2 separate regions of the Homo sapiens genome follow, and region 2 is linked to region 1. A link is an interaction called in ENCODE POLR2A ChIA-PET data of the cell type or tissue named here. Cell type or tissue: GM12878. All regions are shown on one strand. Each heading gives the region's core, and the rest is flanking DNA. Links, peaks and the distances in the headings are about the cores only.

Evidence for each region. Peaks named below come from ENCODE experiments on the same cell type or tissue, not always from the same donor. Only the 100,000 strongest peaks of a DNase experiment are listed, where the experiment ranks them.
Region 2: POLR2A ChIA-PET joins it to region 1 with 7 read pairs; 2 of 35 experiments call an interaction of 5 or more read pairs at or near these places.

Annotation. Positions count from the first base shown.
Region 1 is chr3:179,431,022-179,434,054 of GRCh38, reverse strand. The region is part of intron 1 of GNB4 (G protein subunit beta 4); the gene reads left to right. Among named protein-coding and RNA genes, the nearest start is that of GNB4, 19 kb to the left of the region's middle. RefSeq lists an enhancer at 1,729-1,788. In GM12878, for the core only: no CTCF peak of the experiment used is centred there; a DNase peak (open chromatin) is centred at 1,804; H3K27ac peaks cover 305 bases.
Region 2 is chr3:179,333,912-179,336,510 of GRCh38, reverse strand. It overlaps ZNF639 (zinc finger protein 639), which reads right to left. Exons shown (of 6, transcript NM_001303426.2): 6 at 1-2,599. The coding sequence ends at 2,089. Among named protein-coding and RNA genes, the nearest start is that of ZNF639, 12 kb to the right of the region's middle. In GM12878, for the core only: no CTCF peak of the experiment used is centred there; no DNase peak of the experiment used is centred there.

The sequences.
Region 1 (3,033 bases), core at 307-2,806:
AATTGCTTCCCCAAGAGTTGTCCCATTGAATATGTCCCATTTCTACAACTTTGCTAACCATTGGTTGAGACATAAAATGTTATTAATCTAATAGGCATGACATTCTATCTTATTTTAATTTGCATTTCCCTGATTCCTGAGGTTGAGTGTCTTTTCATTTGTATGTGGTCCTCTGAAGCTTTTCCTGCTGTGGTTTGCCAGTTCATATCTTTGCACATTTTCCTGTTGGATTGTTAGTCTTTTTAATGATTCATTTGAAGTAATTACTTTAAAAATTCTAGATGCTAATTCATTATTTGAATTTTAGCTTACAACTATCTTTTCTCAGTCTGTGACTTGTTTTTTTTTTTGGTGTTTTGTTCTTTTGAGGTATCTATGTTCTCATCATAGATACCTTGTGTTTACCCAACTGAAGCTGCTTGCTTTTTTTTTTTTTCCACCGTTAGAGACAGGGTCTCTTTTTAAAATGTTTCCCAGGTTTGAGTGCAGTGGTGTGATTGTAGCTTACTGCAGCTTCAAATTCCTGTGCTTAAGCGATCCCCCCACTCAGCCTCCTGAGTGGCTGAGACTAGAAGCGTGGACCACCATGCCCAGCTGGAAGCTGCTAGCTCTTATAGTTGATCTTTTCTCATCTCCCCAGTTTTCTCATATATAGGAATAATTATAAAAATTGTCAGCAGTGGATGTGTCTGTGTGGTGGGGGTGGAGGGTACAGCTGGTCATTGAACTGTTGGTAAGCCTTTGGGGAGATTCTGCTCCCCTATGTTGAAAGTTTTTGGGTTTTGTTTTTTTTTAAATAGCATGCTTGATGCCTGTTTGTCTTCATCTTTGGGGTTCATTTATCAGATCTGTGTTATTGGGAGAAGTCCCACTCAATTTTCTGTTTTGCCTATAACTAGTGTAGATGGAAAACTTTCTGTCTGTAATCACTTCGTGTTTTTATCATTATTTCAGGAAAAGTCTGATCAGTGAGAAATGATTTTTTTGGTTTACTGCCTTCTCAGATTGGGCTCTTGATTATTTTAAACTTTAAGGAACACTGAATTAATTGATGCTGCAGTTAGTCCGCCTGGCTAAGACCCAATGGAGGATTTCTTCAGTAGTGGGTGACTGTCTTGCCAATTTCCACCCCCCCTCCACTTTCCATATTTTTCTTTTCCTCACATCACAAAGCTTCAGACATCCTTTTGCCACTTCCCTGATTTCTGTTTCTTATTAAACTATGGATGTAAAGGAACTGCAGGAGGGCAAGTGGTTAGATGACTTTCTCTTCTGCTGTCAAAATGTGTCCTTAAAAACCTGCCCTTCCCTGAATTTACGCATGCTTCTGATAAACAGCCTGAGGGAGCTACTTACTAAACTATACCTGATGTAATAGTATTGTTTCCAAGAATTAAAAATTTTTATAGTCATATTGTGTACACACATGTCAATACAGTTTGGCCACTTTGGATCCTTACCTTCAAAACATATTTACTAGGACTTGCCATATTAGGCTTCACCTGGGGCATCCTATGGCCTTTTTTTACCCTAGTCAGCCTTTAGGTTTGTCTTAGAGTAGTTTATAATCTATTGGTCTGTGCTAGATTCATGCTTTATTGGTATTCTCAGGAATCCAACAGTTGTTGGCTGAGAAGAAAAGATCACCCAAAAATCTGTGTAATCAGAATGTTCTCTCTCCCAAGTGACAAAATGAATCAGTTGTGTTTTTTTTTAAAGAGTGAAAAGTTAGTTCCTCTTTTTAGCAGCAAAAAGGAAAGGGGAAAAAAGGGCAGCTTTGACATTTCTTTTTAGACATCCAAAGAAAGGTTGCGGTTGTCTGGCACAGGCATCACAAGGGTTCTGATTTTGCAGCTTAGCAACATTTCTCAGCCCCTTGCCTCATAACTACGCTCCCTTTCCATCATGCCTGCCCAAACATAGCCGGAGCCTGCTGGACATGAGGTTTGAGAACTGAGAATTTCATGTGAGAAAGTGGGGTCATGTGTAGGCAGTTCTCTTTAAAAGTCCTTGGTGAAGGGAAGAAAAAGGACTGTAAGTGATGGTGCAATGTGGAGTCAAGGAATTTTTTCTTTTTTCTTTTTCTTTTTAAGGGAGGGACTTGGGCCTATTTAGCTGCTGGTGGAAAAGACCCACTTGAAACTGAAAGGTTCTCCACAGATTGTTTGCTGGATGAGAGTGAGGGATTATAACTCCACAGTGGACAAATTAAGCTGTTAACAGCTGAACACACTGAGGAATCTTAGCTTCACTGATAGTAGCACAAAGAAACATTAAGTTCATCCTGATGTGCTACAGTATGAAGTCCACAGCATCACCTGGAAGGATTCTTGCCAAATATATTGAACCTGAATATAATCTAGCCGGTAGATCTAACTTCCTTCCAGTTTACAAGCAATCAGTATAGAAGATAAACAAGTTAAACAGTACCATAAGAAGTAAACAGATTGGGGTACATTGTGTAGGACAAGTGATTTAGTCTTTTTTTTTTTTTTTTGAGACAGAGTCTCACTCTTCACCCAGGCTGGAGTGCAGTGGCGCAATCTCAGCTCACTGCAGCCTCTGCATCCTGGGTTCAAGCGATTCTCCTGCCTCAATTTCCCGAGAAGCTGAGATTACAGGCGTTTGCCAAGATGCCTGGCTAATTTTTTTGTATTTTTAGTAGAGATGGGGTTTCGCCATATTGGTCAGGCTGGTCTCGAACTCCTGGCCTCAAGTGATCCACCCGCCTCGGCCTCTCAAAGAGCTGGGATTACAGGTATGAGCAACTGCACCTGGCTGATGATTTAGTTTCTCTAATAAGTCAATGTCAGAAAGTGCAAAAGAGCAGGCAGGAGATGGATACTTCTAGATGGTGGGACAAGAGACATAGCTAAATGTATTATATAGTTCTTAATTGGATCTGGATTTGCACAAATCAGATGTAAAAAGACATTGGTGGAAGAGTTGGGAAAATTTGAAAATCTACTGGGTTTTAGATATTAAATAATTTCTGTTAATTTTGGTAGTTATGATAATAGTATTGTGGTTTGG
Region 2 (2,599 bases), core at 1-2,500, 97 kb after region 1:
ATGGAATGTGAGTTGCTAGGAACACAGGTATGCACATACAACAAAATAGTGGGGATAAAAATAATACCTTCTAAGAATACTTGCAGCCACCATTGTCCAAACAGACTAAATTCTTGAAGTGGGAAAATCATTGGTCATAAATTGATCTTCCACTTATATCAATAAACCTAAAAAATAATGTTAGCAGTGCTTGTTAAATTTGAGGGCAATGATACATATAATTCTATCTTCTTTATAGTGCTGTTTCAGACTCTGCTACTCAATTGTGTTCCCTCCCAAATTCATATGTTGAAGTCCTAAACCTCAGCACCTTAGAATATGACCTTATTTGGAGATCAGGTCTTTAAGTTAAAAGGAGGACATTGGGAGGGGCCCTAATCCAATCAATATGACTGGAGTCTTTATAAAAACAAGAAATTTGGCCTGGGGCGGTGCCTCATGCCTGTAATCCCAGCACTTTGGGAGACTGAGGCAGGTGGATCACCTGAGGTCAGGAATTTGAGACCAGCCTGGCCAACGTGGTGAAACCCCGTTTCTACTAAAAATACAAAATTAGCCTGGCATGGTGGCTGACGCCTGTTAACCCCAGCTACTTGGGAAGCTGAGGCAGCAGAATCACTTGAACCTGGGAGGCGGAGGTTGCAATGAGCTGAGATCGCGCCACTGTACTCCAGCCTGGGCGACAAGAGTGAAATTCTGTCTCAAAAAATTAAAAAAGCAAAAAAAAAAAAAAAAAGAGGAAATTTGGGGGACAGACTTGCACACAGGGAGAACACCATGTGAACATGAGGCTATCCATCTACAAGCCAAGGACAGACCTGAAACAGATCCTTCCCCCACAACCCTCAGAAGGAACCAACTGCCAATAACTCCATTTTGAATGTCTGGCCTTCACAACTGTGAGACCATAAATTTCTGCTAGGTAGGCAACTCAGTTTGTAGTAATTTGTTATGGCAGCCATACGAACTAATATTGATGCTAATTTATCATTTTATTAATAAATGTTGTAAGTTATACATTTTCATGCCAGCAACCCCTATCTCCCAGATCTTCCTAACTTTAAATACTTCAGTGGGTTTTCTGTCAATGAACAATTTGACATCAGAAATTTGGGCAAGAGTCAGGCATAATGGCTCATGCCTATAATCCCAGTGATTTGGAAGGCCAAGGTGGGAGGATTGCTTGAGTCCAGGAGTTTGAGACTGGCCTGGGCAACATAGCGAGATCTCATCTCTACAAGAAATTTAAAAACTTAGCGGGCATGGTGCCACATGCCTGTAGTCCTAGCTATGCAGGAGGGTGAAGTGGGAGGATTGCTCGAGCCTGGGAGACTACAGCCCGGGAGCTATGATCAACCACTGCACTCCATCCTGGACAACAGAACGAGACCATCTCTAAGAAAAAAATATTAAGTCTGTGAATGAATTTATGGTTCCTCAACAGAAAATGAAACATCAAGTTATGAATGAGTTATGATATAGTTATTTTTTATTGTGTAAGCCCTTATTAGTTCCTCCCTCATCCCATCTTAAAATATTCAACAATAGATAGTGGCTCAAAAATTTTTTTTTAAAAAAACAGACTGCCATGAAAACCAAATCTTTTCTTCCTGTAATAGTGGCTTCCTAGTGTTATTTCTCATTAATGGGAGTATCCGTGGACTTAACTGTATATTGCATTTTAGTTCTGGTCGTGTAATAATTTAATGACTTCACACATAAAAAACTAATCTTGTCTTGAGTTTTAAAAAGTTACTAGCACCCATGGTTAAGGAAGGAAAACTGTAGCTCACTTCTTCAATACATTTGTTTCTTTTCAATTCATGAAATCAGAGAATATGGAAGAAACAGGATGACAGTCACCAAGAGTGGTTGAAACTACAAACTATCACGCAATTGAAAATACCACATTAAAGATATATTTATATACAGAAAATGGAGCAATGCCAATAAAATTTTATAATTTAAAAAAGTTACTTGTTAAAGGCAGATTTCATAAGTTGTGTTTACAATCATCCATTTAATCATCTCCAAAAAAAGGATGAATTTATTATTTTAAACTAACATTCTGTAAGTTAAAGAGAATAATCAAGTTGTCTCATGGACTGGAAGGTGACTTATTAATTCCCTTTCATTTCCAAACCTCATCAAGCAGTCACTACATTTATGAGGCAAGTCAGCTGAATGCTTGAAATCTAGATGAATTTTAAGATCTTCAATTTGTCCTGTTGAATATTCACAATATTGACATAAATAAATCCCTTCAGATAAATGTGAATTTAAATGCTTGCAATATTCTAGCATACTTGAAAAGCCTTTCCCACAGTCATCACAAACATGAGGAAAAATTTTTGTATGTTCAATAGCAACATGCCTGTTAACATTTGTGTGAAGTCTACTCCGAAAACCACATACTTGACATACAAAGAAGTTTTTACATTTGTCAAAGGTAATTTTGCTTAAGAGGCTATACTGTCCATGTTCACCATTGTTATACTTATCACTTAACTCTATTAATTTACATGCATGCTCATTTACCACATGGCTATGCAAGTCTTCTGGATCATTAGTTTCATGTTCACAGAACTGACACAAGTAC